Regions from separate parts of the Homo sapiens genome. Here region 2 is linked to region 1. A link is a loop called in an ENCODE intact Hi-C map of the cell type or tissue named here. Cell type or tissue: OCI-LY7. All regions are shown on one strand. Links, peaks and the distances in the headings refer to the core of each region. The heading gives the core; the rest is flanking DNA. Region 1 overlaps ANKRD13C (ankyrin repeat domain 13C). Region 2 has its middle 83 kb from the start of CTH.

Region 1 (4,401 bases), core at 281-4,280:
CCAGTCCACGTCTTTTGGCTACCCTAGTCTGTCATAAACCTCTTCTGTGCATGTTTATATCATTCTGTAGCCCCTGTCACCCTCAATTATATCATAGCCCCTGTCACCCTCAATTATAAGTATTTACTTTTTGTGTCTCTTGATAAGCTTCTCAAGGAAAGAACATTGTCTTTCATCTTGCCTGATACTAAAAAACTCTGTTTCCTTTCTTTCCACATCCCTCGGCTGCTACTCAGAGATCATCAATGACTTCTAACCAACAAAATTTATGGCTTTTTCAGGCTTCTTTCTCTTCAAAGTCTCTGTAGTGTGATATTGAAACAGTCTTTTCTTTTGGCCTCCATTATACCATAAGGGAAACTAAACTTTACCTCTTCCAAACTTAGTTCTTAGTTGAGATGGACTCTCGTACCAAAAGACAGATTTATAAGGGAAAAGCAAACAAGTTTATTAATGCGTGCCGCACACCACACAAGAAACCCCAAGGAAAAGTAACTCAAGGGCTGATCACAGTGGCTTATGCCTGTAATCCCAGCACTTTGGGAGGCTGAGTTGGGCAGATCACTTGAGGCCAGGAGTTTGAGACCAGCCCAGCCAACATGGTGAAACCCCATCTCTATTAAAAATACAAAAATTAGCTGGGCTTGATGATGCACACCTGTAATCCCAACTCAGGAGGCTGAGGCAGAAATATTGCTTGAACCTGGGAGGCGGAGGTTGCAGTGAACCGAGATTGTGCCACTGCACTCCAGCCTGGGTAACAGAGCAAGACTATGTCTCAAAAAAAAAAAAAAAAAAAAAAAGTAGCTCAAAATAGTGGCTTAGAACTCTACTTATATAGCATCTTCAACAAAGAACAATAAATTTATAGAGAAATGACAGGACAAATGAAAGTGATTTTAGGTTTCCAAGGACAGGAAAGGAGTAAGGTTTGTTTGCAAATTCCTCTGGTGCTGTCACTGGGCTAGTAAGAGTATAGAGTTATCTCCAGTGAAGCAAAATTTATACTCTGTAGTTCGGCAGAAAACGGAGGGTAGAGAAAAAGCTTTTCCTCCATTTACTGCTTCCCTCTCTCTCTCTCTTTTTTAATTTCTTTTGAGACAGAGTCATGTTCTGTCCTGTAGGCCGGAGTGCAGTGGCATGATCTCGGCTCACTGCAGCCTCCATGTCCTGGGCTCAAGGAATCCTCCCACCTTGGCCCTTCAAGTAGCTGGGACCACAGATGTGTGCCACCATGCCTGGCTACTTTTTTTTTTTGTATTTTTTGTAGAGATGGGGTTTTGCCATGCTGCCCAGGCTAGTCTCAAACTCCTGAGCTCAAGGGATCAACCTGCCTTGGCCTCCCAAAGTGCCAGGATTATAGGCATGAGGCACCACACCTGACCTGCACTAAGTTTTTTATATACGTTATCTCCATTAATTTTTAACTATGAGTTAGTGGCCCAATTCCCATTTTGCAAGTGAGTTAAGTTGACATAATAGAAAGTAACTTGCCCAAATTCACACAACTACCAGGTATTGGAGCTGGGATTCTAACTCAATTTTGTGTCTTAGCAATCCTTGATTTTAACAACTCTAATATATGGCTCATTAACATCTTACACTAATTATATGTAAAACCACATTTCTTGAATGAGACCCTCTCAATGTTATTAACATCTTATTATTCATATTAGTCTTTCACTTATTGTCTTTTTGCTCCATAGTCCTGTTAGGTTTTCATTAGCAATTGAAAAAAAATTTTTTTTTAATTTATGAGGTTTTTGTTTTGTTTTGTTTTCTTGAGACATAGAGTCGCTCTGTTTCCCAGGCTGGAGTGCAGTGGTGTGATCTTGGGTCATGGAGTGCAGTGGTGTGATCTCAGGTCACTGCAATCTCTGCCTCCTGGGTTCAGGTGATTCTCCTGCCTCAGCTTCCTGAGTGGCTAGGATTACAGGTGCGAGCCACTACGCCTGGCTAATTTTTGTATTTTTAGTAGAGATGGGGTTTCACCATATAGGCCAGGCTGGTCTTGAACCCCTCACCTCAAGTGATCCACCTGCCTTGACCTCCCGAAGTGCTAGGATTACAGGCATGAGCCACCACGCCTGGCCAGTTCTTTTTTTTTTTTTCTGTGAGGCAGGGTCTTACTTTGTTACCCAGGCTGGAGTGCAGTGGCATAATCATGGCTTACTGCAGCATCAACTTCCTGGTCTCAAGTGATCCTCCCGCCTCAGCTTTTCAAGCAGCTGAGACCACAGGCACGCACCACCACACTCAGCTAATTTTTTTTTTTTTTTTAAGAAACAGAGCCTCATTATGTTGCCTAGGCTGGTCTCAAACTCATGGGCTCAAGTGATTCTCCTGTCTTTGTCTCCCGAAGTATTGGGATTACAGGCATGAGCCACTGCACCTGGCCCAGGAATTTCCAATTTCCTTTTCTGCTCCAGAGTTTAGTTCCTTATTGCCAGTTCATCTTATAGTGATTGAAATTCATATTTAGCAAAGATAGGGTGAAAGTTTTAAAATCTGACCTTTGCGATTTTTACCATCTACTGTTGATCTCCGTTTTGAACTTCCCATCTGAGTTTAAATCAGTCTTCTTGTGTTTTTTACCTTTAATTTTCTCTGTTTTAAAAACACTCTGTTTCATCTTCATTTAAATCTGAAGTCCAATTGCATAGTCTTGATCTTTACCCACAGAAGATTGCTATCTTTTCTCATATATTTTCTATTTTCTATAATCTCATTTGGCCTTTAATAATATGCTCTTTTATATTTCTGGTTAACTGTTCATGTCTGTATTTTTTTTTTCTTTCCAACTGAATTGTAAATTCCTTGAATCAGAGTTTTGTTTTTTTTTTTTTTGAGGTGGAGTCTGCTTCTGTCACCCAGGCTGGAGTGCAGTGGCACGATCTCGGCTCACTGCAACCTCCACCTCCTAGATTCAAGCAATTCTCTGCCTCAGCCTCCTGAGTAGCTGGGATTACAGGCACTCACCATCACGCCCGGATAATTCTTTTGCATTTTTAGTAAAGACGGGGTTTCACCATCTTGGCTAAGCTGATCTTGAACTCCTGACCTCGTGATCCACCCGCCTTGGCCTCCCAAAGTGCTGGGATTACCGGCATGAGCCACTATGCCTGGCCCAGAGTTAGTTTTTACACTTCTCTGTAGTTCCATGTTCAGCAGCTAGTATAATGACAGGAACATTTTAGATGATTGAAGCATTGACTGAATGGGTGTTATTATTTTGATATTTGTCTTTTTGGGATTTAAAAAAAAATTGATAATAAATATTACCAATAGAGCTTAAACCACCATGGAACGATCTTGGAAGGAACCTTTTCAAGTATTATATTGAAGAGATTAAGTAGATTGTTAGTTTTAATAGTTTACGATGTATTTTAATCTTATATTTAAAAAATAACATCTTTCTTTCTCCCCCACCCCACTTTCTTTCTTTTTTTTTTTTGGCAGCCGATTCGAAGACAGTCTCTTACACCTCCTCCTCAGAACACTATTACATGGGAAGAATATATATCTGCTGAAAATGGAAAGTAAGTTTTTTTCTTGTTTATGTGTTATTTGGTTTTTAGAAAGAATAATTTGTAAAAACTGAATATGTGAATATTTTGGCGTAAATTATTTTGGAGAGAATTATTGGTATATTTTTGACTGAAGCAATTCTTCTACCTTTTAAAAATATGGATTAAATATGATAAGGGCAAAGTGTCCCAAATTATGTACCCTCTTTGCAAATGGTTGTAGATCTTTCTGTATCCATCCTGTCAATTTATACACACCTAAAAAACTAAAAGACACTGTTCTAAGGAAATATGATATAGGAAATTGCGCAGGACAGTTGCTTATTTGAGATTTCCCATTGTATGATGAGCTTTTCTATTTTGTGATTATCCTGATTTTTTAGCATAGTGTGCAAGCCCATTCATTATTTATCTTCTTTTTGCCTTTCCAAGCTCCTCACCTGTCATTATCCTTTAGTTTCAACCTATGCTAGACTACTTCTCACTGTCCTTCCATAGGACCTTTGCTGATGTAATATTACTAACAGTAGAGTGCCTACCACATAGCTCATACTCAGTTTATATTTATTGACTAAAAGAATGATGAATGAATAAAGAAAGGGTTTATTTTTAATAAATAGATAAGTAAAAAGTGTATCCTGGCCAACCATTATTTCCTTTTGGTGGAGAATAAAATATAAAATATTGCTTTCCTGCTCCTGTTTAGGAAGAAGTTGTCATTTTTTTTTCTTATTGAAAGTTTTGTTATATTTTTCTGAATTCTCCAAGATGTTTCCATCTTAATATTTTTATAGTTTTTTTTTTTTTTTTTTTTTGAGATGGAGTCTTGCTCTGTCGCCCAGGCTGGAGTGCAGTGGGCGTGATCTCAGCTCAC
Region 2 (4,401 bases), core at 261-4,260, 220 kb before region 1:
AGTTTTCTCTTTGCTTTGGCAGCAGTGGTGGCTATCGAATGGGAATTTGATTGCAGTGTTGTTTCTGTGAATCAGATGGAACTAATCCTACCTCTGCAATTTGATCTCTTATCATCTTTTTACAAAATAACACATTAATTTTCTCTTACTTAAAAATGTTCTTTTATCAAAAGTATTTTTAATTTTCTAAAATGTAAATAATGTCTTTTCTATGCTTGAAGTGTTACTCTTTCGTATCATAAACACACCATCTGGATTACTAAAAGGAGGGATAGTTTTTATAGCCCTTTTGCTCAGCTCAAAACTGCTGTTTACATAAAGTCATACTTACCCAAAGCCAAGACTATAGGGTACAGTTGTGCAGGTTGTGCCCTGTACAAAGGCATCTAGCCCTTGGTGTGAGTAAAGGCCAGCCATGGGGAAAGGTGCTCAAGGTCTCCAACTGTGGCAGGGGCCTAGCCACCTGCCTGATACTACCCAAGAGTGAAATTGCTCTCCTATGAATTCTTGTGACTCATTTACCATCCTTTATAGCACGTTCATTTTGCTAACTTTCTTATCTCCTTTATTACATAAAAAAATATTTTGAGGTGGGAAACTGCATTATACTATCCTTTCAAGTGCCCCAAATGAAAACATTTGATTTGGCCAATGAACACCTGACAAATGAGATAATGTGTTTATAAGTGAGACTTTACATGCCAAAGTAGCACAAATCTTAAAGTTTCTTATTTTATTTAATGTGTAAACTTCACTTTCACTACAACTGAAGAGCTCTATATTACAGCAATATCTATGAGCCAAAACTCTGAGCTAAATAGGCCATAAAAATGGTATAAGGAAATATCCAGCTTACAAAAGAGTAACACAGACACAACTTAACCCCAAACTGAGACCAAAATATAATTATTTATTTATTGAAACATGAAGTAATTTGCCTCTTGCATATATAAGTGAGCCAGATAAGGGAAATGAGCATTCTAATCAAACAGCAATGCAAGATTAGAGCAAATCAAAAGAGAGCAATCATTTGTGAATGGAGGTAAATTAATTCCATTAAGTATGCCACAGAAATCTAGCATTAAAAAATTCAAAAATTCTAGCTTTGTGAACTTGAAAGATATTTAGAATCATTGTTCTAAGTGTCATGAAGCAGAAGCAGGCTCCAATTCATGGCCTACATTAAAACCAGGATGTGTTGATTTAACTCCAAAGATTAGACTACTGGGAGCCATATAATCAATAACCTCCAGGGATCATATTTCAATATCTCTGCCAATTTAATTATCGTACTCAGGTGCCAGCTTTCTTGTTTTATATATATATAAATTTCTGTGACACAGCCCTCGGGAGATCCTGAGAACATGTGCTCCTATATTCCACAGTTTAGAGCCAAGAATTAGCTTGAATGCAGGTGCACAGAGTTAAATTACCTAGTTTGTATCATTAGAGTAGTTGAGAATCAAAGTCCCTAAAGTTATACCATATCAATTTCATTAAACAGTTGACTCTTCAACAACACAGATTTGGACTGTGTATGTCCACTTATACTGAGATTTTTCAACCAAACTTAGATTGAAAATCCAGTATTAAAGAAATGCAAAAGCTACCTATATGGAGGGCCAACTGTTTGTATATACTCAGGTTCTGCAGGACCCACTGTGGGGCTTGAGTATGCAAGGATTTTGGTATGGATGGGGGCCTGGAACAAATCCCCTGCATATATCAAGGGACAACTGTACTTAAAAGCAAATAAACATAAAAAACAAATAATTTTCCAAGTACAAATAAAAATTTTCCTGCAGGGGTCACAGCTGGGCCCTAAACTCAATTCCTTGATATGTGCCAGTCTGACACAAGAAGTAATCAATGGCTCATGGAGTCTGGTCCTACTTATCAAAGAAGTGGGTGAAGTTTCTCTATTATTCCTTCCTTCTTTCTACAGTCTTCTCTCACTGCTCACCCCTTTTTAGAGATCCTTCTTTTTCTAAATGCCTGGATTTTGATGCCCAGGACATGGAGCAAATCAATACATAAATGAATTCACATTAAGAGGGTAATGACTAGCTCTTTTTACCAAAGTTGCTAGTCTTGCGTCAGCTTGGCTCCTATAGAAGGAGCTCCCAGCTCTCTGAAGGCACCTGTACGTAGTCTGGAGTCTCTGGAGGTATCTTACATCTAACTCATCTGTAAGTGGCTGGTTCTGCCCTGCTCCAGTGGAGTCTCAGCAGTGTGAGAATTGTCAGGTACAGAATTAGAGGCAAACTGAGTGAGAGGAGATTCCCAGGACCCAGAAACACCCATCTCAGCATGAATAACACTTGGTAGTTTTTCTCTCTGTAACATTTGTCATCTTATAGGCTCAATTCCCGTGAACTAATTTTGTTTGAAACCCTACCCCTAACCTTCCTGCCTCTACCCCTACTCCCATAAAAGCAAAGTGTCTGTCCTTGCAATATACTAAGAATACCTTTTTTTTTTTTTTTTTTGAGACTTAGTCTCACACTGTCGCCCAGGCTGGAGTGCAGTGGCACAATCTCGACTCACTGCAGCCTGCGCCTCCCGGGTTCAAGCAATTCTCCTGCCTCAGCCTCGCGAGTAGCTGGGACTACAGATGCATGCTGCCACACCTGGCTAATTTTTGTATTTTGTGGTAGAGACAGGGTTTCACCATGTTGGGCAGAATGGTCTTGATATCCTGACCTCGTGATCCACCCTTCTCGGCCTCCCAAAGTGCTGGGATTACAGGCGTGAGCCACCGCACCCAGCCTAAGAATACATATTTTAGAAACCTCTTTCCTCCTAGGAAACTATGATCCTCAAGGAAAAGAACCAAGTCTTATTTTTTTCTTAATGCCCCATTTTCTGACATAGTACCTTAGATAATTATGTGCATAATAAATGTTTTCTGGCTGGGCACAGTGGCTCATGCCTATAATCTCAGCATTGGGAGAGGTCAAGGCAGGAGGACCACTTGAGCCCAGGAGTTTGGGACCGGTCTGGTCAACAAAACAAGACTCTGTCTCTACTAAAAAATAATAATAATAATAATAATGTTTTCTGAAATTTTGAAATCTCAGAAGTATTTGCATGTTGAGAGGGCAATACTTAATGTCTTTTTCACCCTTAATGCTTAATTATTAATCAAGATTTAGTTCAAATAGTCTCCTTTCTATGAAACTTTCTCTGGCTCCCTACAATACTTTATTCACACCTTCATTATGGCAATGCAATCTTTCTTACAAGTTGTTAGACATCTTTTTGCCTGACTAGGCACTGGGCTTCTTAGGAAAGAGAACTGTATGTACTTTATTACAATACAAAGAGCTCCCCAACTCTTACGTTGCCGGATTATAAAAGGCATTCAGTAAATATTTATAAAAGAAAAAGTGGAATACAAGGGAAGAGGGAGAGACAGTGGGAGGAAAAAGAAAGGAGAAGGGAGAAAGAAGGGGTGGGGAAGTGAAGGAGGAAGGAATTAAGAGGTTGTAATATTGGTTCTTTCAGGTAGCATTTGACATGGGAGGTGTTTAGGAAAAGGCAGCTTTTTCAAGGCTTTAGAAATCAAGTCATATTGCTAACTACTTATTATGTATAAAAATAACTTCAGTCTGGAAGTTGATTGCTCATTTAACTTAATAGAAAAATATATGTATTTCAAATGCGGAATTCTCACGATAAGCATTTTGAAATAAAATCTCTATCCAGTTAACTAAAATGAGATCACTTTTTAACAACACACAAACACACACAACTTGAGCAGACGAAGGCAAATGGATTAAATGTTTGGCAGAATTAAGTTGGTGTGCCTGCCTTATACCAAGGTACCAAAAAATATTTGTTAATTTAATATGAGAAACTTTTTGATAAAGCTTATGTGTAGTAATAACTGAAAATTGTGCTAGTGACATGCCATGGTAAAATGTAGCATTTCTATTTCATTTATAGGTTAGAAAATAATTTTCTCCCTTTTGCAGTTCTCACATCTCAAATTTTAAATTGACAATTTACGCTACTATTTGTTAAATGGTGTCACATGAACCAATCTCTTTTTCTATTTTTGTGAGAATGTCATTGGTACTTTGATAGGGATTGTCTTGAATCTGTAGATCGCTTTGGATAGTAAAGACATTCTAACAATATTAATTCTTCCAATCCATGAACATGGAGTATCTTTCCATTTTTTGGTATCCTCAATGTTTTTCATTACTGTTGTATGCTTTCTCTTTTATGGAGATCCTGCACTTCTTTGGTTAATTGATTCATAGGGATTTTTAATAGCTATTGTAAATAGGATTGCTTTCTTGATTTTTTAATATTGATTCCTGTTAGCCTACAAAAATCCTACTGATTTTTGTACATTTCTTTGTATTCTGCAACTTTACTTAATTGGTTTGTCAA

Evidence for each region. Peaks named below come from ENCODE experiments on the same cell type or tissue, not always from the same donor. Only the 100,000 strongest peaks of a DNase experiment are listed, where the experiment ranks them.
Region 2: it touches region 1 in a loop (2.5-fold over the local background); 1 of 110 quality-filtered maps calls a loop at or near these places.

What each region holds. Positions count from the first base shown.
Region 1 is chr1:70,275,903-70,280,303 of GRCh38, reverse strand. It overlaps ANKRD13C (ankyrin repeat domain 13C), which reads left to right. Exons shown (of 13, transcript NM_030816.5): 10 at 3,460-3,539. Among named protein-coding and RNA genes, the nearest start is that of SRSF11, 57 kb to the right of the region's middle. In OCI-LY7, for the core only: no CTCF peak of the experiment used is centred there; a DNase peak (open chromatin) is centred at 2,193.
Region 2 is chr1:70,492,395-70,496,795 of GRCh38, reverse strand. No RefSeq gene overlaps it. Among named protein-coding and RNA genes, the nearest start is that of CTH, 83 kb to the right of the region's middle. In OCI-LY7, for the core only: no CTCF peak of the experiment used is centred there; no DNase peak of the experiment used is centred there.